Linked DNA regions of Homo sapiens: region 2 is linked to region 1. The links are chromatin loops, found by intact Hi-C in ENCODE. Cell type or tissue: mammary epithelial cell. All regions are shown on one strand. Links, peaks and the distances in the headings refer to the core of each region. The heading gives the core; the rest is flanking DNA. Region 1 overlaps ZRANB3 (zinc finger RANBP2-type containing 3). Region 2 overlaps MAP3K19 (mitogen-activated protein kinase kinase kinase 19).

Evidence for each region. Peaks named below come from ENCODE experiments on the same cell type or tissue, not always from the same donor. Only the 100,000 strongest peaks of a DNase experiment are listed, where the experiment ranks them.
Region 2: it touches region 1 in a loop (18-fold over the local background); 13 of 110 quality-filtered maps call a loop at or near these places.

What each region holds. Positions count from the first base shown.
Region 1 is chr2:135,249,329-135,265,739 of GRCh38, reverse strand. ZRANB3 (zinc finger RANBP2-type containing 3) reads left to right here. Exons shown (of 21, transcript NM_032143.4): 12 at 54-206. Among named protein-coding and RNA genes, the nearest start is that of SNORA40B, 120 kb to the right of the region's middle. In mammary epithelial cell, for the core only: a CTCF peak has its summit at 7,350 (motif pointing right); DNase peaks (open chromatin) are centred at 8,129, 8,689 and 8,979; H3K27ac peaks cover 1,660 bases.
Region 2 is chr2:135,001,771-135,008,934 of GRCh38, reverse strand. MAP3K19 (mitogen-activated protein kinase kinase kinase 19) reads left to right here. Exons shown (of 13, transcript NM_025052.5): 6 at 3,404-3,500. Among named protein-coding and RNA genes, the nearest start is that of MAP3K19, 42 kb to the left of the region's middle. In mammary epithelial cell, for the core only: a CTCF peak has its summit at 4,507 (motif pointing left); a DNase peak (open chromatin) is centred at 4,484.

The DNA of each region.
Region 1 (16,411 bases), core at 4,951-9,950:
TTTCAGCTGTGAGGTGAACTGCTCAAAAATTCATTTACTTTTTCCTCTTGTAGGCTCAAGTTACAGGGAGCACACTGAACGGTAGGAAAGAAAAAATTCAGGCTGAGGAAGGTGATAAGGAAAAATGGGATTTCCTGCAGTTTGCTGAAGCTTGGACTCCAAATGACAGTTCTGAAGAGTTAAGGAAGGAAGCTTTGTTCACTCACGTAAGATTATATGCCTTACTCTTTTCTATTTTTTTTAGTATCCTGAAACTATAACTTTGTATGTATGGTTTTAAATAGCAACTCTCAATTATTTATGGTGTTGAAAGGAGACTTCACATAAAGCTGGAAACCCTCTTAGAGCCAAAAATTAATATTGTTTTCCAACAGTTTTAGTACTTACTGTTCAGCTCCTCGGATAAACAAACTGAATAAAATTCAGAGTTCAAAAGAAAATATAGGAGGCTATCTTTATGACACTGAGAATAGGGAAAGGTATATTAAATGTGCCTTAAAATGTGCAAATAGTAAAGAAAAAGATTCAGATATTTGAGTATATCGAAATCACAGGTTTTGTTATACAAAATGTCCTGTATATAAATCACAGACTCAGTAAAGATATTTGCATTACAATGTCCAAAGTATATGAAGAATTTATACAACTCAATTAGTAAAGCATAAACAAGTCAACAGAAAAATAGGCAAAGAGCTGGGCATGGTGGCTCACACCTGTAATTGCAGCACTTTGGGGGGCTGAGGCAGGCGGATCACCTGAGGTCAGGAGTTTGAGACCAGCCTAGTCAACATCGTGAAACCCTGTCTCTACTAAAAATACAAAAATTAGCTGGGTGTGTTGGTGTCTGCCTGTAATCCCAGCTACTCAAGAGGCTGAGGCACAAGAATCGCTTGAACCACCTGAAGGCAGAGGTTCCCGTGAGCTGAGATTGCATTGCTGCACTCCAGGCTGGGCGATAGAGTGAGACTGTGTCTCTGTCTCAGAAAAAAAAAAAAAAAATAGGCAAAGAATATGAGCATCAGAGGACACCTGAATAGCCAATAAACATGAAAAGAAGCTCTACCTCACTAAAATAAGGCAAATTGTAAAGATAATTTTCCCCTTTACTATTTATTAGTAAGTAAGTAGCGGTATAACACTTTCAAAGCATGTGACCCCCCGTTCCCAAAACTTTTTACTGAGTGTTTTTAGCGTTCATTAATGATATTTGCATGAATCACCTTTGAAATGGTTTTTCTTTTCTTTTCTTTTCTTTTTTTTTTTTTTTTTGAGACAGAGTCTTGCACTATTGCCCTGGCTGGGTGCAATGGCATGATCTCAGCTGGCTGCAACCTCTGTCTCCCGGGTTCAAGCGATTCTCCTGCCTCAGTCTCCCGAATAGGTGAGATTACAGGTGCCCACCACCATGCCTGACTAATTTTTTGTATTTTTAGTAGAGACAGGGTTTCACTATGTTGGCCAGGCTGGTCTCGAACTCCTGACCTTGTGATCTGCCCACCTCGGCCTTCCAAAGTGCTGGGATTACAGGCTTGAGCCACCGCGCCCGGCCTGAAATGGTTTTTCTAATTCCATCATTGCTTCTATATTTATTAGTTGGCATTTTTCTGTAAAGAAGACATTTACCTCCCCACTTTAAAAAAATACCACTATGGACCAGGCGTGGTGGCTCACAGACCTGTAATCCAGCACTTTGGGAAGCTGAGGTGGGTGGATCAGTTGAGGTCAGGAGTTCGAGATCAGCCTGGCCAACACGGTGAAACCCCGTTTCTACTAAAAAAATACAAAAAAAAAAAAAAATTAGCCGGGCGTCATGGCACATGCCTGTAATCCCAGCTACTTGGGAGGCTGAGGCAGGAGAATCACTTAAACCCAGGAACTGGAAGTTTTGGTGAGCCGAGATCACGCCACTGCACTCCAGCCTGGGTGACAGAGTGAGACTCTGTCTAAAAAAAAAAAAAATTACTATGAACTTAGGGGTTTCAATTATTATTATTTAATGTGTTATAATCCTTTACCTTTTTTTCTTTTTAAACTTAGATCTGGCTAATGAAAGCTCCTTTAAACTGGCTCCTTTTTAAAAAAACACATCCTTATAATTCTCTGAGTGCTTCCTTGCTTTCTGGCACACAATATATAACAGGTTCACCTAAATTTTTTTGCTCCAGACTTGGAATTGGCCATTTCTTTAAGGAGCACTTACTCCCTTTACTGTGGAGTGATATTTAGAAATTAGGATTTTTGTTGTTGTTGTTCCTCTGGGCTATCGTTGCTTCTAGGCTCTTTTCAATATACAGAATATATTCTCACACATATGTAAGGATACATGCACAAATATCTTTACTGCGTCATTTTTTAGAATGCAAAAAAATGGAAACAACCAAAATGCCCATCAATAGAAGAATGGATATGTAGATTGTCATATCTTATAAAATGCTATTTAGAAGTTAAAGTGAATGAGTTATATTTATATGTATCAACAGGATGAGATCTTGAAAACACAAAGTTGCTTTAAAAACACATAGCACACACAGTATATTCTATATTTATGAGTACATATATATAGTAAAACATAAACACACATTGGAAGAATACATATCAAATTTATAAAATTGGTTACCTCTGGGAGAGAAGAATGGATATGGGGAAGAATAAAAATGTGATAGCAACTTCAGCAAAAATGTTTTTATTTCTTTTATTTTATAAAAAGATCAGAAGTACAATATTAATATTTGTAAATTTTGAATGGTGGATATATAGATTTTTGTTATATTCACTATACATTTCTATATGTAAAATCCCCCAGTCTCACCTCTAACAAATGCTATATGTAAAATCCCCCAGTCTCACCTTATAACAGATTATTTATAAATTTAATAAGAAATAATATATTAGAGAAATTTGTAATTTATAATGTCTGCTGTTTCCTAGCCTTTTTTTTTTTTAATTCTTATTTTTTTAAAAGACAGGCTCTCTGCCTATCACCCAGGTTGGAGTCCAGTGGCATGATTATAGCTCACTGCAGCTTCAAAGTCCTGGACTCAGGAGATTCTCCCATCTCAGCCTGCTGAGTAGCTAGGACCACAGGCATGTGCTACCATTTCTGGCTAATTTTTTATGTTTCATAGAGACAGAGTCTCACTACGTGGCTCAGGCTGGTCTCAAACTTCTGGCCTCAAGCAATCCTCCCACCTCTGCCTCCCAAAGCACAGAGATTAGAAGCATGAACCGCCACCACTCTTGGCCTTCTAGTCTTTTTGAGGTAATATGGTGTCAAAGTTATAGAGAGTTTAATTTTAATTTTTCAAAGAACTGATCAGAAATTATAGGAATAAAATTAATATTTACATTTTTCTGATAATACAAAATTAAAAATTTAATGTGAAGTTTAATTGCATAAAAATACATTATTTTATGTAGAATTGTATTAAATTTTTAATTATCTTATTTGGAGGTCTAGTACAATTTTTTTCTAGAATATTAGAATGTAATTCCGTCAAATATTGCTAAAAATTAGATTATTTGTAAGATTTTCTTTTAATTTAAAAAAGAGTTTTCTTTGTTTTTTTTTTTTTTTTTTTTTGGAGATGGAGTCTCACTCTGTCGCCAGGCTGGAGTGCAGTGGCACAATCTTGGCTCACTGCAACCTCCACCTCCTAGGTTCAAGCAATGCTCCTGCCTCAGCCTCCCAAGTAGCTGAGACAACAGGCACACGCCACCACGCCTGGCTAATTTTTTGTATTTTATTAAAGACGGGGTTTCACCCTGTTGCCCAGGCTGGTCTCCAGCTCCTGAGCTCAGGCAATCTGCCCACCTCAGCCTCCCAAAATGCTAGGATTACAGGTATGAGCTACTGTGCCCAGCCAAGGTTTCTTTCAACAATGCTTATTATATTATATTCTGGTCTACAATAAAGTCAATAGAAATCCTAGCTATTTTAAAAATATATAAATAAATCTATGATTTGTAGCTGTTCTTTCTCTAAAATTTCCTATCAAACTGTGTTTACAAGTTCATTTCTAAGCTAGATATTAAGAATTTGAAATAAATCTTCCTACATATGTGTATGTTTATTGTTTTCAAAAGTTTATCTGAAGAAAAATATATATTTGTATACACAATTTTAAAAAATCACCCATACCAAATTTTACTTTCTTGAGTTAGGTATGTGTCTTTCATAGTTTAGTGTTGTCTTATAGATTTTCCAATACTTGTCTTTATACAGACGCAGTTTGATGTAAATTGGAATCTTAGAATGTAGGGATCTTTTGTTGGTTTTGGTTAGTTTTGCTTTGTTGGTATTTGCTTATTTATTGTATGGCCAACAAGTGAAGTGTGCTTTGATTGACTTTAGGTGGGTGTGCCCTCTCACCACTCTGTCTATACCCTCCCAGCTTCATGCAGTTTAAGAAATGTTCAATTTGTTGGCAGGTACTAAGGAAATTTAGTCTACTGATTAACTTATTTTTCTTCTGAACATTGCCAGAATTTCAGCATTTCCAACGGGAATTTTCCTATGAATTTGATTTATTTTTTATCCATTTACAAAGCCTTTTAAAGGACATTTCCAGCATCTCCATTTTTAGAAAACTTTCAACTTTCAATTAAACTTTCCTAGATTAACCAAACTTGCCATTTGACATCAAAAACTTCTTTGACTCAAAAATTTTTATCAGTTCTAATTGGATGGTTTTTAACAGCTTGTGGATATTTCAGTATATTATTGAATATTATATATTCAAGTATATATATACTACATATATAGTATATAATATATATATCAAGTGTATATATAGAATAAAAATACAAAAATACAAAATCTTTATATATAGTATACAATATATATGTCAAGTGTATATATAGTATATATTATATATATCAAATATACTTGAATATATATAGTATATATATAGAATATATAGTATATATATACTATAAACTTGAATATATATAGTATATAGAATATATATAGTTTGTATATACTATATATATTCAAGTATACTTGATATATATACTTGAATATATAATAGTCAATAATATATTCAAGTATATATATAAATATGTTCAAGTATATATAAATTCAAGTATATATAGTACATATATAGTACATATAGTATAGTATATATAGTACATATATACTATATATACTTGAATATATATATACTTGAATATATATTATTCAAGTATTTGAATAATACCTTAAATGAAACTAATCCACACAAATGTATGAGTCACAATTCTTTACCCATGCTAGATGTATTTACATTTTTTAAGAAATTACAGTATTTATTAACCCAAATGAAACTCAAATTGAAGTCCAACTCAAGTGAAAAGAAAAAATTCCACCACCACAAGGAAAGATACTTTTGCACAGCCCAGTTGGCTGTCCCATAAGTAAGCAGTCTTGCCTTGGAGTCCATCACCAGGGTCACTGCCTAAGATGTGGTCAGTCCAATTTCCACTGCTTCTTCCTTTCTTCTACATCTGAATGTGTCTGACTTCTAAGTACTATTTTGGCTTTGAGGTGTTTTGATTTCTCTACAGTGGCTTCCATTGAGTGATAATGTAGGTCATCTCCAGGCAGGAGAATGGTATAGATAATATTAGTGTATGTTATTTCTAAGCAACGAAAGGCTGTTTCTGAATAAAGCAAGCTGAGTGGAGTGTTCAAATAGGGAGCCTCCTTCTCTCTCTGGTTTTCATTTTGCTGCCTTCATCTAACAAGTATCTCTTCCTCTAGCTCTAGCTGTGGGAAATTGGGGCCCTTCCCTTAACCTCTTTAGGGCCTTTTCTTTTCCTCTTTTGCTCCTTTCTCCAATAATCAGCAACATTATTTATCTAGCCATTTGAGTCACTAGATTACTAGATGGCGTCTAAGCCCCCTTTCATCCATTATATATAAACTATAAAGTATCCTAAGAGAATCTTGGTGCATAAATGATTCATAGGTGAGCCAAAAAAAAAAAGGACTCTAATTTAGTATGGGTAATGAGTCCTGCTTGTGGTTAGGACATGTCTGCTTTCTGGCTGGGTGCAGTGGCTCACGCCTGTAATCCCAGCACTTTGAGAGGCCGAGGCGGGCGGATCAGCTGAGGTCGAGAGTTCAAGACCAGCCTGACCAATATGGAGAAACCCCATCTCTACTAAAAATACAAAATTAGCCGGGCGTGGTGGCACATGCCTGTAATCCCAGCTACTCAGGAGGCTGAGGCAGGAGAATCGCTTGAACCCGGGAGGCGGAGGTTGTGCTGAGCTGAAATTGATTGCATCTTTGCACTCCAGCCTGGGCAACAACAGCGAAACTCCATCTCAAAAAATAAATAAATAAAAATATGTAGAATGGTTGCTTGTCTGCTGCAAAAGATTGTATGTAGTTAGGAGAGCTCTTTAGCATTATTATGAAATTTTAAAATATGCCCTCAGGCCAGAGCGGTGGCTCTTGCCTGTAATCCAAGCACTTTGAGAGGCTGAGTCTCCATTGAGCCCAGATGTTTGAGACCTGCCTGGGCAACATGGCTAGACCTTGTCTCATTAAAAAAAAATAAAAATAAGAAAATTAGCTGGGCATGGTGGTACACACGTGTAGTCCCAGCCACTTGGGAGTCTGAGGTGGGAGGATTGCTTGAGCTCAGGAGGATGATTGCACCACTGTACTCCAGCCTGGGCAACAGAGTGAGACCCTGTCTCAAAAACAAACAAAAACGAAACAAAGTTCTCAAAATTCAAAAAGAAAACACGTTTTTAAATTAAATGCCAACATTGTATGAAATGTTTGCTTTGTTGTGGTAAAAAGTGCAAGTTAAAAATGTCTCGTATATACAAAAAATAAACTTTTTTTCCTGCATATTGTCCAGTTGAATACATGGTAACAGCAAAAAGAAAGTTGACCACAGGAGCTGTGGCACTTGTGAAATCTAAATCCCTCTTGTCCAAAATCTCTTCTTTCTGAATATGGTAAAGAACTGGTTTCTTGGGGCAGCACATCTTAAATGAGAATATTTATTTAATATATATTTTAGGAATTCAAAGCACTTTGTAATTATTATGTAATTAGTCTGCATAATAGCCTAATTGATAAGGACATGAGGGCAGCCTCATTGTTACAGATAGAGACATACAAATGTCTATGTCGTAGTGTTGTAGGAAAACCCGGGTTCTTGTCACACGACCAAGATAATTTAGGCATGCGGATACATTGTAGGGTGAGAAGGGCAGCATTTATTGTGTGAAAAGAAATAAAAGGGAAACAGGGACTCTCAGCAAAGGTGAGAGTCCTGCTAGCAGGCTTTGCGCTTCACAGATTGAATCCCCTTTTACCACCCAGGAACAGGAGAGGGCAGGCTCCTCCTTCCTGCAATGGGTGCTAACTCCCCAAGGCTCCACCACATCCTCCCAATGCACAGGCAGGTTGGAGATTCTCCAGGGAGCCCTTTTTACTTCACTGTCTCAATAGCTTACATAACATTATGTTATTATTAGACATTTGTCTTATTTACTTTTATGACTTTTAATACACTCAATAATAATGACTAACATCTATTGAGTTGTTATTTCTTGCAGCCACTGTGCTAAGCCCTTAACATTCAGGATCTTTCTTTAAAAAAAAAACTTACTTAAATAAAGATGGGATCTCACCATGTTGTCCAGGCTGGTCTTGAACTCCTAGGCTCAAGCAGTCCTCCCACTTCAGCCTCCCAAAGTGTTGGGATTACAAGCATGAGCTACCACTCCAGGCTCATGATCTTATTTAACCTTCAGAGCAACATCATGAGGAAGATACTATTAACTTGCCCCACTAAATCTGAGAAAGGTTACATAATCTGCCCGAGGTCATACAGCCAATAAGTGGCACAGCTGGGGCAGAAAGTGCCAGGCCTTTCTGCTTCAAGGTCTGTTCTCATAACTTTGCCAATCCATACTAGGTGCATTAGAGTTAGCATATCATGGGCCTTCAATAAATGTATGTGGAATGAATACAACATTGAAAAACTTCAATTTGGTTTAGCCAAGTTTCTGGGATGTGAGCCACATACAGGACATTCAAAGATCATTCATTATATAAACATCTATTAAGATTATATGAAATACAAGTCAAAACCACAATGAGATTATCACATCACACCCACTAGGATGACTAAAATAAAAAAGACAAGTATTGGCAATGATGTAGAGAAATTAGAAGACTCATATATTGTTGATTGGAATGTAAAATGATGCAACCATTTTGTAAAACCATCTGGGAGTTCCTCAACATGTTAGACATAAAGTCACCATATGACCCAGCAATCGTACATCCAAGAGAATTGAGAACACCTGTCCACACAAAAACTTGGACATGGACATTATGGCAGCATGATTCATAGTAGCCAAAAAAAGTTAGACCAAAAAAAGTTATAAATTGATGAATGGGTAAACAAAGTGTGGTTAATCTATATGTTACCAGAAAGGGGTCTCGATCCAGACCTCAAGAGAAGGTTATTGGATCTCATGCAAGAAGGAATTTGGGGTGAGTCTACAAAGTAAAGTGAAATGACATTTATTAGAGAAGTAAAGAAACTAAAGAATGGCTACTCTATAGGCAGAGCAGTGGCATGGGCTGCTTGACTGAGTATGCTTATGGTTATTCCTTGATTATATGTGAAACAAGGGGTAGATTAGTCATGAGTTTTCCAGGGTTGCAAGTTCCTGGAACTGAAGGTTCCTCCCCTTTTTAGACCATATAGGGTAACTTCCAGATGTTTCCATGGCATTTGTAAACTCTTTTGGTGCTGGTGGGAATATCTTTTAGCATGTGAATGCATTATAATTAGCATATAATGAGCTGTGAGGATGACCAGAGGTCTCTTTCATTACCATCTTGGTTTTGGTGGGTCTTGGCTGGCTTCTTTATTGCATGCTGTTATATCAGTAGGGTCTTTGGGACCTGTGTGTTGTGAAACCAGTCCTGCCAAGCTCCTGTCTCATCCTATGACTAAGAATGCCTAACATCCTTGAAATGCAGCCCAGCAGGTCTTGGCCTCATTTTACCCTGCCCCTGTTCAAGATGGAGTTGCTCTGGTTCAAATGCCTCTGACACATGCAGTGGAATATTATTTGGCCTTAAAAAGGATACATGCACTGGGCCTGGTGGCTCACGCCTATAATCCCAGCACTTTGGGAGACTGAGGCGGGTGGGTCACCTGAGGTTGGGAGTTCGAGGCCAGCCTGACCAACATGGAGAAACCCCATCTCTACTAAAAATACAAAATTAGCTGGGCCTGGTGGCTTGCGCCTATAATCCCAGCTACTCGGGAGGCTGAGACAGGAGAATTGTCTATACCCGGGAGGCAGAGGTTGCAGTGAGCTGAGATTGTACCACTGCACTCTAGCCTGGGCAACAGAGTGAGACTCTGTCTCAAAAACAAACAAACAAAAAAAAGATACATGCTACACCATGGATGAACCCTGAAAATTTGCTAAGTGAAAGAAGCAGGACATAAAGGCCACTTCTTGTATGGCTCTTTTTATTCAGATTAGCCAGAATAGGCAAATCCATAGAGACACAAAATAGACTAGTACTTGCTAAGAGATTCAAGGAGAGGATGGGCAGTGACTGCTGTCAAAGAACAAAATTTAGCCTGGACAACATGGCAAAACCCTGTTTTTATAAAAAATACAAAAATCAGGTGGGCATGGTGGCACATGCCTGTAGTCCCAGCTACTCAGGAGGCTGAGGTGAGAGGATCACCTGAGCCCAGGGCGGTCGAGTCTGTAGTGAGCCGTGATTTCTCCACTGCACTCCAGCCTGGGTGACAAAGTAAGACCCTGCCTCAAAAAAAAAAAAAAAAAAATTTTAATGAGTTGACCTTTAAATATCTGATTGGGTTTTTTTTGTTTGAGGAGGGTTGTTTTTGTTTTTAAGAGACAGACTCTCACTCTATTGCCCAGGATTGTTCAGTGGAGAGGTCATAGTTCACTGCAGCCTCGAAATCCTGGTCCAGTGATCCCCCTGCCTCAGCCTCCCAAGTAGCCAGGACTATCATCATGCCACCATGCCAGGTTAATTTTTTATTTTTTGTAGAGATGGGGGTCTCCTTATGTTGCTCAGGCTGGTCTCAAATTCCTCAGCTCAAGCAGTCCTCTTGCCTCAACCTTACAAACTGTTGGGATTACAGGCGTTAGCCACTGCACCTGGCCCTGATTTGTTTTTATTAGCAAGTCATGAATTGGGCAGCATCCTGTTTATGAACTAGAATGATGCTTCACTAAGCTGAGCAGAGCAGAGTGGGTGAGTTTTATAGGCAGAAAAGGAGAAACAAGGAACAGAAAAGGAAGCAGAAACAAGGAAGGAAAAGCAGATTAATAGTTTCAAAATTATTTTCTTTGTAGGGGTAAAGCAGAGAGAACTTCCTCATCATGCTGGTTCAGGTTGACTGGGCCCCTTTTGATTGCCATGAATCCCTGGGGGCTGTGTGTGTGTGTGTGTGTCTGTGTGTGTGTGTGTGTTGTTTTGTTTTGTTTTTCTAAACTGGCCTGTTTTTAAGTTCAGTTTGATTAAGTGGCACCTAGCATGTGTTACTCCATCCTGGTTTGGTCTGGTCTTTTGGGTCCTAGTGTAGGAGCTGAGACTAAAACAATGGCTTCACATACATTTTATTTAACATTGCCTAATGAGTATAGGGTTTCTTTCTGAGGGTAATGAAAATGTTCTACGGCCGGATGCGGTGGCTCACACCTGTAATCCCAGCACTTTGGGAGGCCGAGGCAGGCAGATCACCAGGTCAGGATTTCAAGACCAGCCTGGCCAACATGGTGAACTCCCATCTCTACTAAAAATACAAAAAAATTAGCTAGGTGTGGCGGTGTGTGCCTGTAGTCCCAGCTGCTCGGGAGGCTGAGGCAGGAGAATGGTGTAAACCCGGGAGGTGGAGGTTGCAGTGAGCTGAGATCGCGCCACTGTACTCCAGCCTGGGCGACAGAGCAAGACTCTGTCTCAAAGAAAAAAAAAAGAAAATGTTCTACAATTAAACAGGGGTGATGGTTGCCAAAGTCTGAATATACTAAAATCATTGAATTGGACACTATAAAAGGGTGAATTTTATGGTATATGGATTATATCTCAATAAAGCTGTTTTTTGTTTTGTTTTTTTCAAGACTGAGTCTCACTCTGTTGCTCAGTCTGGAGTGCAGTAGTATGATCTTGGCTCACTGCAACCTCCGCCTCCCAGGTTCAAGTGATTCTCCCGCCTCAGCCTCCCAAGTAGCTGGGATTATAGGCGTGAGCCACGACACCTGGCCAAAGCTGTTTTTTTTTTAAAAGACTATATGCTAAATTTTGAGAATGCGAAGATAAGGAAAATAGCTAACTTTCTTTTGGGGCTTACTCTTTAGTTAGGAAAAAACAGTTGTAAACAAATCATTTTAATGCAATACGATAAATATGAAAATAGAGACATGTAAGCCAGGCTCTGGGAACACAGGACAGAATAAATAACTACCTGGAGCATTTGAGAAAGTTTCTGTTAGGAAATATCTGAGCTGGATTTTGAAGGATGAATTCAGAGGCAGTAGGTCCAATTTCAGGCAGAGGGAACACCAAAAGCATGCCTAAAAGCCCAGAGATATGAACAAATATTAATTGTTCTGAGAATGCAAAATCTACACAAATATGTGAGCTTAGGGCACATGAGAAGTGAGTTAAAGGAGAGGAAGCCTAAAACTTTAGCAGTAACCAGTTGGAGAGGAACTCACACTTGCCATGCCAAAAAGTGAGACCTGATTCTGGAAGTATGTAGTGTCATGAGATGTTTTTAAGCAGATAAATAACATGATCAGATATCTGTCTTCAAAAGATAGTCCTAATGGTAGTGTGAAAAACAAATGGAAGGGTGAAGAGACAGAAGTTCTTGGAGGCAGTGCTACTTGGGAATGGATTACAGTCATACACCACATAATAATGTTTTGGTCAACTACGATCACATATGCAATGGAAGTCTCATAAGGTTATAATGGAGCTGAAAAGTTCCTATCACCTGGTGAGGTTGTAGCCATAGTAACATGGTAGCACAATGTATTACCCTTTCTATGTTTAGATACACAAATGCTCACCATGTGATACAGTTACCTATAGTATTCAGTACTGTAACTGCTGTACAGGTTTATAGTCTAGGAGTAACAGGCTATACCAGGTAGTCTAGGTGTATAGTATGCTATACCATCTAGGTTTGTGAAGTACACTCTATGATGTTGGTACAACTGCAAAATCACCTAAAGATACATTTCTCGGAGTGTGTCTGTATCTCCGTTGTTAAGCAAAGCATAGTATAGTCTCCCATCTAGTTTCAGCCTATGGTGAAGGGATCTCTCTCTCTCTCTCCACTCCCTGTCCAGGCTTTCTCCCCCTGATTTTTAGAGCCTGAGAACTTGGTTGGGTCACAGTTCAAGGTAGGTGAGTTACTGTTCCCCCAGGAGGCATGCCTCTCCTTTGCTTTCTGCTTCCACTGTGAGCACAGCAAACAAGCCTGCGTTGGCAGGCCCTACCACCACCTCTGCCGCTAGATCTGTGCTGACAAGTTAGGAAGTCTACTTTTGACCTTGGGTTCTAGCTGGGTTCTTCAATATAGCTTTTACCAGAATTTTACTTTGGTACTATCAGGCACTTACAGGTCTACTAATAAAGCCAGTTCCTTTTTATTCATGAGGCTATTGGTATGTATAAAGCCCCTTTGTCAAGGATTCCTAGAGGGGATTTGAGGCACTATAACCACCCTGAATTCCTAATAGTGGTAGTGACAATAGAGAGGCAAAAAATGCCAGACATTTCAGCAGTAGAATCAATAAAATGAGACCTGAGTGGAATCCTATCTAATAGCAGCAGTGCAAAAAGAGTAGAAGGGATTGAAGCAGGCACTTAAGGAAAACACCACAGCCAACAGCATGCAGGTAGATAAGGAGAGGACAAATTGAAACAACAGAAAGAGATCTAATTTAGTCTAAAACTGGAGATTTCCATGCAGAGGACTTTATAGTTAATTTGGATGAGCAGTGAAGAGCCAAAAGATTGTGGTGGTAGAAGAGGAGCTGGCTTCAGGACAGAGGTGAAGGGTTCACTCAGGACATCTTGAGTTTGAGGTGTCTCTGAACCTCAGCTGTTGTCCAAGAGTCATTTGGAGCTCAGCCCTAGAGCTTAAAGAGAAATAATGGTACATAGGTACACACTAGACATAAGTGGATTAATTTAACCCCCTGAGTTACATTCTAATAATCTATATGTTATATGATATTTTGCTATAAATTCTCATTGTCCTTATTGGAAGAGACAGCCATTCCCAAAGGCATTTGCATATACTACTTTTGATGTCATGGGATTTTTTTCTACAAAATAATCTTTTTAATCTTTTCTTTATATTTTTTAACTTTTATTTTAGGTTTGGGGGCACATGGGAAGGTGACACATAGGTAAACATGTGTCACAGGGGTTTGTTGTACATATTATTTCATCACCCAGGTATTAAGCCCAGTACCCAATAGTTATCTTTTTTGCTCTTCTTCCTCATGCAACCTCCCCTCTCAAGTAGACCCTAGTATCTGTTGTTTCCTTTTTTGTGTTCATAAGTTCTTATTATTTAGCTCCCATTTTGTATTAGTCCATTTATGCTGCTGATAAAGACATACCTGAGACTGGGAAGAAAAAGAGGGTTTTTTTGTTTGTTTGTTTCTTTTGTTTTTTTGAGACGGAATCCTGCTCTGTCGCCAGGCTGGAGTGCAGTGGCACGATCCAGGCTCAATGCAGCCTCCGCCTCCTGGGTTCAAGCAATTCTCCTGCCTCAGCCTCCCGAGTAGCTGGGACTACAGGCACACACCACCACACCCAGCTAATTTTTGTATTTTTAGTAGAGACGAGGTTTCACCATGTTGGCCAGGCTGGCCTCAAACTCCTGACCTTGTGATCCACCCACCTCAGCCTCCCAAAGTGCTGGGATTACAGGTGTGAGCCACCATGCCCAGCGGAAAAAGAGGTTTAATTGGAATCACAGTTCCACATGGCTGAGAAGGCCTCAGAATCATGGCAGGAGGAGAAAGGCACTTCTTACATGTTGGCGGCAAGAGAAAATGAGAAGGAAGCAAAAGAGGAAACCCCTGATAAAACCATCGGGTCTCATGAGACTTATTCACTATCACAAGAATAGCGCAGGAAAGACTGGCCCCCATAATTCAATTACCTACCCTTGTGTCCCTCCCACAACACATGGGAATTCTGGGAGATACAATTCAAGTTGAGATTTGGGTGGGGACACAGCCAAACTATATCATTCCGCCCCTGGCCCCTCCAAATCTCATGTCCTTACATTTCAAAACCAATTATGCTTTCCCAAAAGTCCCCCAACATCTTAACTCATTTCAGCATTAACCCAGAAGTCCACAGTCCAAAGTCTCATCTGAGACAAGGCAAGTCCCTTCTGCCTATGAGCCTATAAAATCAAAAGCAAGCTAGTTACTTCCTAGATACAATGGGGGTACAGGTTAAATACAGCTATTCCAAATGGAAGAAATTGGCCAAAACAAAGGGGATACAGGGCCCATGCAAGTCTGAAATCGAGTGAGGCAGTCAAATTTTAAAGCTCCAAAATGATCTCCTTCAACTCCAGGTCTTACATCCAGGTAACACTGATGCAAAAGGTAGGTTCCCATGGTCTTGGGCAGTACTGCCCCTGTGGCATTGTAGGGTACAGCCTCCCTCACGGCTGCTTTCACAGGCTGGCATTGAGTGTCTATGGCTTTTCCAGGAGCATGGTACAGGCTGTCAGTGGATCTACCATTCTGGGGTCTGGAGGACAGGTGGCCCTCTTTTCACAGCTCCACTAGGCAGTGCCCTAGTAGGGACTCTGTGTGAGGACTCCAACCCCACATTTCCCTTCTGCACTGCCCTAGCAGAGGCTCTCCATGAGGGCCCCAACCCTGCAGCAAACTTGCCTAGGCATCCAGTCATTTCCATACATCTCCTGAAATCCAGGCGGAGGTTCCCAAACTTCAATTCTTGACTTCTGTGCACCCACAGGCTCAACACCACATGGAAGCTGCCAAGGCTTGGGGCTTCCACCCTCTGAAGCCACAGCCCAAGCTGTACGTCGGCCCCTTTCAGCCATGGCTGGAGCAGCTGGGATGCAGGGAACCAAGTCCCTAGGCTGAACGCAGCACAGGGACCCTGGACCTGGCCCACAAAACCACTTTTTCCTCCTGGGCCTCCTGGCCTGTGACGGGAGGGCCTACCATGAAGGTCTGTGACATGGCCTAGAGACATTTTCCCCATGGTCTTGGGGATTAACATTAGGCTCCTTGCTACTTATGCAAATTTCTGCAGCTGGCTTGAATTTCTCCCGAGAAGTTTTCTTTTCTGTCACATAGTCAGGCTGCAAATTTTCCAAACTTCTATGCTCTGCTTCCCTTATAAAACTGAATGCCTTTAACAGCACCCAAGTCACCTCTTAAATGCTTTGCTCCTTAGAAATTTCTTCTGTCAGATACCCTAAATCATCTCTCTCAAGTTCAAAGTTCCACAAATCTCTAGGGTAGGGGCAAAATGCCTCCAGTCTCTGCTGAAACATAACAAGAGTCACTTTTGCTCCAGTTCCCAGCAAATTCCTCATCCCCATCTGAGACCACCTCAGCCTGGATTTTATTGTCCCTATTGCTATCAGCATTTTGGGCACAGCCATTCAACAAGTATCTAGGAAGTTCTAAACTTTCCCACATTTTCCTGTCTTTTTCTAAGCCCTTCAAACTGTTCCAGTCTCTGCCTGTTACCCAGTTCCAAAGTCGCTTCCACATTTTCAGGTATCTTGTCAGCAACGCCCCACTCTACTGGTACCAGTTTACTGTATTAGTCCATTTTCATGCTGCAGATAAAGGCATACTTGAGACTGGGTAGAAAAAGAGATTTAATTTGACTTAAAGTTCCACATGGCTGGGGAGGCCTCAGAATCAACAGCAGGCAGCGAAAGACACTTTCTTTATATGGCAGCGGCAAGAGAAAATGAGAAGGAAGCAAAAGCGGAAACCCGTGATAAACCCATCAGATCTCATGAGACTTACTTGCTATCACTAGACTAGCGCAGGAAAAACTGGCCCCCATGATTCAATTACCTTCCCCTGGGTCCCTCCCACAACATGTGGGAATTCTGTGAGATACAATTCAAGTTGAGATTTGGGTGGGGACACAGCCAAACCATATCACACTTATAAGTGAGAACGTGGTATTTGGTTTTCTGTTCTTGCATTAGTTTGCTAAGGATAATAGCCTCCAGCTCCATCCATGTTCCCACAAAAGACGTTATATCATTCTTTTTTATGGCTAAATGGTATTCAATGGCATATAAGTACCACTTTTTCTTCAGTTAACCTGTCATTGACATGCATTTCTGTTGATTCCATGTCT
Region 2 (7,164 bases), core at 2,165-7,164, 250 kb after region 1:
TGGTGGTACATACTTATAGTTCCAGCTACTCAGGAGGCTGAGGTGGGAGGATCACCTGAGCCCAGGAGTTCAAGGCTGCAGTGAGCCATGATAGTGCCACTGCATTCCAGCCTGTGTGCCAGAGTGAGACACTGCCTCAAAATAATAACAATAATCATATAAACACCTGTGAAAAGAAGGGAAAACAATAATAATTAATTAATTAATTAAATGAAAAGGAATGATGATAAGGGAGAAGATATGATATAGCACATTCATGCACTGCTGGTGGATTATAAATAGGGATAAACTTTACTTTTAAGGCAATGTGTGTACAAAAAAACAACTTTTTCATAGTATTTGGGTCAATAATTCCATATCTAGGGATCTACTCTAAAGAAATAATGCAAAATTGGGGTATTAGTTGCAAATATTTAATAATACTATGTGTAAGAGTGAAGAATTTTAAATTACCTACTAAGCATCATGGGAGTTACATTGTAAGACTAACGGGGCTTATTAAAGAAGTACTATTGGCTGAGCGTGGTGGCTCACGCCTGTAATCCCAGCACTTTGGGAGGCCGAGGCAGGCAGATCACGAGGTCAGAAGTTTGAGACCAGCCTGGCCAGCATGGTGAAACCTCGTCTCTACTAAAAATACAAAAATAAGGCGGGCATGGTGGCGGGTGCCTGTAGTCTCAGCTACTCGAGAGGTTGAGACAGGAGAATCTCTTGAACCCGGGAGGTGGAGGTTGCAGTGAGCTGAGGTCGCACCACTGCACTCCAGCCTGGGCGACAGAGCAAGACTCCATCTCAAAAAAAAAAAAGAAGTACTGTTATGACCCTCTGATATTTGTTGAAGGAAAGAAATTTTAAATTCCATTAAAATTAAAATGACACTTACTTAGTAAATTGCTTATGAATTTACACTTAAGTGAAAAAGCCAGATACAAAAATTATGTGATGCAACTATATTTTTAAATACTTAAGAGAAACACAAAGAAAATATGATTCCTGTGTTAACAGTGTTTGCTCTTTGGTTGTCAGGTTATAGGTGATTTTTTAAATTTTGCTTTAAAAAATACTTTTTTGTATTTTTGTATGTTCTAGGAAGAATAAATCCCCCTTTGTGATTTGATAGGAAGGAGGAGGAATTTGCCAGATAATGGTAGAATTTTTGAAATACAGAGAAGGTTAAGCAGTGAAATTGACAACAGCCTAGGAGCTGAGTGAACCCATCCGCCATTGACAACCAGGATAGTCTGAGGTAGGGCACCCAACTTTTGCCAGGAGATAGAAAACGCTTTAGAAAGTATTAATAAGGGTAGTGGGGAGTAGGGAGGAAGGGGGATGGTTAATGGGTACAAAAAAAAATAGCTAGAAAGAATGAATAATCAACCCAATGAGAGAACAAAAAGAAAAAAAAAGGAAAAGAAAGAGTAAGAACTAGTACTGATAGCACAACAGGGTGACTATAGTAATAATTTAATTGTACGTTTAAAAATAACTAAAAGTATAATTGAATCATTTGTAACACAAAGGATAAATGCTTGATGTGATGAATACTCCATTTACCCTGATGTCATTATTATGCATTGCATGCCTATATCAAAATATCTCCTGTATCCCATAAATATATATACCTATGTACCCATAAAAATTAAAAAACAATGTTTAAGTATAAACTGCTGAATAAAAGTAAGGTATGACAACTAAGTTATTATGATTGAATACCTAAAATATTTTTAATGACTGTATAAATGGAGGGTTTTACTTCTGGTTTTTTTTTTTGAGACAGGGTCTCACTCAGTTGCCCAGGCTGGAGTGCAGTGGTGCAATCATGGCTCACTGCAGCCTCAACCTCCTATGGCTCAAATGATCCTCGCACCTCAGCCTCCTGAGTAGTTGGGACTACAGGCACGTGCCACCATGCCTGGCTAATTTTTGTATTTTTTGTAGAGATGGGGCTTCACCATGTTGTCCAGGCTGGCCTCAAGCAATCCACCCATCTCGGCCTCCCAAAGTGCTAGGATTATAGGTGTGACTCACCATGCCTGGCCAGGTTTTACTTTTATTTCCTTTTTCTTTTCTTCTTCTTTTCTTTTTTCTCTCTCTCTCTTTCTCTCTCTCTTTTCTTTTCTTTCTTTTGACAGGGTCTCACTCTGTCACCCAGGCTGGAGTGCAGTGGCGTGACCCTAGCTCACCATAGCCTTGACCTCCCGGGTTCAAGCCATCCTCCTGCCTCAGCCTGCCAAGTAGCTGGGACAACAGGGGTGTGCCATCACGTCCAGCTAATTTTTGTATTTTCAGTAGAGACAGGGTTTTGCCATGTTGCCCAGGCTGGTCTCGAACTCCTGAGCTCAAGTGATCCACCCGCCTCAGCCTCCCAAAGTGCTGGGATTACAGGAGTGAACCACCATGCCTGGCCAACTTTTATTATTTGCTACGACAATTAAAATGAACAAGGAGAGAAAAGCAAGAAATTTCCTAGCTCTCTTGGGAATTAATAAATGAGCTATCAGAGAATTTTTGTGACTCGCCACTTCTCTGACATTTCAGATGACAGGCTTGAGCACTTAGGGCAAAGACTTATTGTCCATCAGTCCCCTTAAATAGGTAGTCCACCTAGATCATAGAAACCAGACAGATAGTTGTAACATTCGGGTTGTGATGGGATGTTTTAACTATTACTTGGATCTATCATGGTTCTAGAAATTTAAAGGCACAAAATCATCAGCTATAACTTCGAATGAAGGAAACTATCAAAAACAATGAATTCTACTAAGAAAACATTTCTTCTTTAAAATGTTTGGAGTACTTTTTGTAAATCAAGTTGGTTTTCAACTATAATGATTATTTTCTAGAGAGTGAAAAGGAAGTTTAAGAGGTTATGCACCATGATTTAGATCAGAACGCCGTCATAGGGAAGACTTTAATCAGCTTTGCTGCCTCCTTTCAGTCTAGGGTTATATCTGTAGCTTCCACAGGGGCAGGGATTTCCATTCTTGCCATATGTAAATGATGCCCCAGGGAGGCATTATGGAAAAGATCATGCTCCTTTGGGGTTGTTCACTGTGACTGTGGCCAAAGGATTCTTTCCAGTTACCTACCCAGATGGAATTTGGGGCAGCTTAGCAGCCTGGGCACTGAGATGATAAAGTATAAAATACTGAGTTTCTATGTGTCGATGTGATTTCAGCTTTGCTCCTCATTTTTGATTATGCAATTAATCACAACCATGACTGTCTGAGCCTAGTGCTCCAAGGGCAGATACTTTCTTATTATTTTAGTCCTAAATACTTTATCCAATTTAAAAGGAATCCATGGTGTAAATCTTTAGCCCAGAAAAATCAACATTCACTCTGCCAACAAACTGGTACATCGAATAACTAATAACTGAGTTTTGAATTTTATGATATTGCAGGAGTTCGACCAAGATGGTGACTGCAGTCATTCCACACTGGTTAATGAAGAAGAAGATCCCAGTGGTGGTAGACAGGACTGGCAACCCAGGACAGAAGGTACTGGGCTTTACTCCTTGATGTGTTTACAAAGATAACATTATCATATGGGCTTCTCTCCAATTTCAGAAGGGCTTATTGTAGAAGTTTGAACAACATACACTGGAGCCTATCAGAGGGTAGAGGGAGTGGAGGAGGGAGAGGATCAGGAAAAATAATTAATGGGTACTAGGCTTAATACCTGGGTGATAAAATAATTTGTACAACAAACCCCATGATACATGTTTACCTATGGAACAAACCTGCACTTGTACCCCTGAGCTTAACTCTTGCAATAAAAGTTAAAAAAATTATAATAAATAAGTTTGAAAACACAGAAAAAGCCCAAAGGAGAAGAAAAACCACTCACAATACTACCTTTTGGTCCATATCTGAATCAGTGGGTCTAGGCAGCTTGACTGGCCAGAATAGGCAAATGCTCTCTGGCTCTTTTATTCCACCTCACTCCAGCTCAGCCGACCCATTCCCTGTCCATTTCTTTTTGTCTGATAACATCCTTTCCCCAATTTCTTCCTCTCAGAATCTTCCAGCGGCTTCAGTGATCGGTTCCCTTCCGGAACCACACGTGTCTCCATGAGCCGTTGTCCCTGAGGGGAAGGTGGGGGAGTGTACGAGACCTGAAAGTCCCCAAGTCTCGGTCTTTTATTTACAAGGCCATAAGTCTGGAATCTTCCAGAACACCACCCATTTCAAACATGTTATCCTGTCACACCGTAAGTGCCCTTGCACTTAACAGACCACAAGGTATTTGCAGATTCTCGCCTCAGAGCATAGTTGCCACGGCTATCCCATTTGTCTGTCATCTATTCATCCATAACCTTCTTAAAGTAAATGTTTATTTGAACTGCTGCAATTTCTCCCGGGCAATCTTCTGGCTTCTATTTCTAGCACTCCAGGGAAGCCGCCCTCTTTGATGCCCGTGTTTCTCATCCCTTCGCACCTCTCAGAAGGCTGCAGCTCTCCCGAGTAGCGTCTCCTCCGGGAGGTGGTGCGATGCTGCCCTCTCCTGGGCAGCCGCCTGCCTTTCTCACGCCCACTGGGAATCTTCCCTCCCCAGGCTGAGGGCCGAGAGTAATTTAGTAACCATTAAAATTATGAAAACCATTAAGCCTGAAAGAGCTAACAGAAAGAAAATAAACCCCGAAACCCTTCAGAACGGTCCTTGCAGTCCTCCTTCGACTTTCATAGACTTCAAAGCCAAGCTCTTAGAAGCCTAATGGTGTCCCAAGCACCTTCCAGGAGGTTAAATATTTCATTTATTCTGCTCCATATGGAGATAACTCACCATTTGGGATGTTAGTCATTCTTTTAAACTTGATTTGCAATATTTTCAGTTTTCATATGGGAGCCATAATACTTATGAGGCATCTCCACTAAGTTATTTCAGTTTTAAGCTTTTAACAACTTGAGTTACACATTTGGAAGAAGCAATTCTCTTCCTGATAAAATTGCATCTCACAGTTGATAGAGACTTCAGTTGAGCTAGCTACTCTTTCTAATCAGAAATTCTGAAATAAAAGTGTTTTAGATATTATTGTCCATTATATTCATTTTAAATATCGGTTTAAATCTCTTTAAATGGACCGGGCACTGTGGCTCACGCCTGTAATCCCAGCACTTTGGGAGGCCAAGGTGGGCGGATCACCTGAGGTCAGGAGTTCAAGACCAGCCTGGACAACATGGTGAAACCCCGTCTCTACTAAAAATACAAAATTAGCCGGGTGTGGTGGTGCGCACCTGTAATCCCAGCTACTCGGGAGGCTGAGGCAGAAGAATCGTTTGAACCCGGGAGGCGGAGGTTGCAGTGAGCTGAGATTGTACCATTGCACTCCAACCTGGGTGACAGAGTGAGGCTCCGTCTCAAAACAAACAAACAAACAAACAAACAAACACTATTTTCTCAGAACATAACAGACACAAATCTTATAGACTAGAAATTGAGCCTACAAATTTACTGTTTTCATGAGTGAACAAGAGAGCCTATTCCCTAAAACTAATGGGCTTAAAAATATTTTAATTCAGTATAAATTCATCAGGATTTGTAGTTGCAGGTATACAAGAACCTACTCTTGGTTGGGTTAAAAAGGAAGGGAATTTTGAAAGATATTAGGAAGTTCATATACCATTGAAAAACCAGAGGAGAGGAACTTTCTTAGTCCACTCATGCTGCCAAAACAAAATACCATAGACTGGGGGGCTTAAATAGCAGACATTTATTTTCTCACAGTTCTTAAGAATGGGAAGTCCAAGATCAAGATTCTAGCAGGGATGGGTTTCTGGTGAGGGCTCTCTTCCTGGTTGCAGATGGCTGGTCTGTCCCCACGTGGTCTTTCCTCTGTGCACACAGAGGCAGAGCACAAGTGAGTGAGCTCTCTTCTTAGAAGGACACAAATCCAGCTGGATCGGGGCCCCACCCTTGACACCTCATGTAACCTTCGTTTCTTCCTTAGAGGCCCCATCTCCAAATAAGCCACACTTGGGGGTTAGGGCTTCAACATATTAATGTGCGGTGGGGGACACAAACATTCAGAACATCCAGTCCATAACAGGAAGGCCCCAGGTTGGATTGTCAGGAAGGATTCCCATAACTGCATTTCAAAACTGGCTGCTACTGACCCTCAAATCATGCCACGTCTGCCATAACCAGAGAGCCGCTCCCACTATCAATGTAAGAACCCCCTCCCTCTGCTGGTACCCACATCAGCACACAGCATGCCTGCACCTTATCTTTTTTCATGTAACTCACATGCATCAGTCTCTGAAGTAAGCTTTCTGAATCTAGCAGCGCAGGAAGCCGGAAATACAGCTGTTTTTTTTTTTTAAAGTCTGTGTTGAGCTTCACAATTTAGGAAATCATCAAAATGTGAAGATGGCATCAAAATATTTTGAACCTCCATGCTCGCAATCCAGACAGATATGCACATCCATTGAAATAGAACAAGGACCTCATTGATATATGCTCCTATTATGTACCCACGGAAATTTAACAAATAAAATAAAATAAAATAAAATAAAATAAGGAGACCAAACAGGAAAGTAAGGCTTTTCTGGAGAAAATAATTTTTCTTTATTGAAATCAGTTAAGCTGGGCCTGATTTTAAGTTTTTGTTTTAATAATGGTTTTGACACTAACAACAACAAATTAATGATCATTTTTCTGACTGGTTATGAATGTCATTTTCACCTCTTCTATAAAGAAAATATATTCGTGGCTATGTTGAAATGTTGTCTTTTAATTTCTCTCTATGGTAATATTTTCTGATAGCGTTAATTTACCCTCATTATGTGAAAAATGCACTTGCTAAGAGCAAGTGTTTTGTCTTTACCTGTGACAATGCATCCTCTTCCCTGGCCTACTGGGTAGCTTGAGAGGCCTTATCCACAGCAACGTCAGCAACTCACAGTATTCAAGAGGCAGAACAAAGAGAACATCTGTATGTTTCTAGTGGATTTCAGAATCAATATTCTGTAATCTTTTTTCCAATTTAGGACCAACAATTAGGACGGTGGCCATTAGCTCTTAACAATATCTTAAAAGGCAGGTATTTCTTACATGTGCTTGTTATATCTTTGTTTCTTGGTTTGAAAAAGAAGTCAGCTGATGAACAGACTTTGAAGCACATTACATTTGTTTGAAAACATTCTGGGTTTATTAATTCTTGAC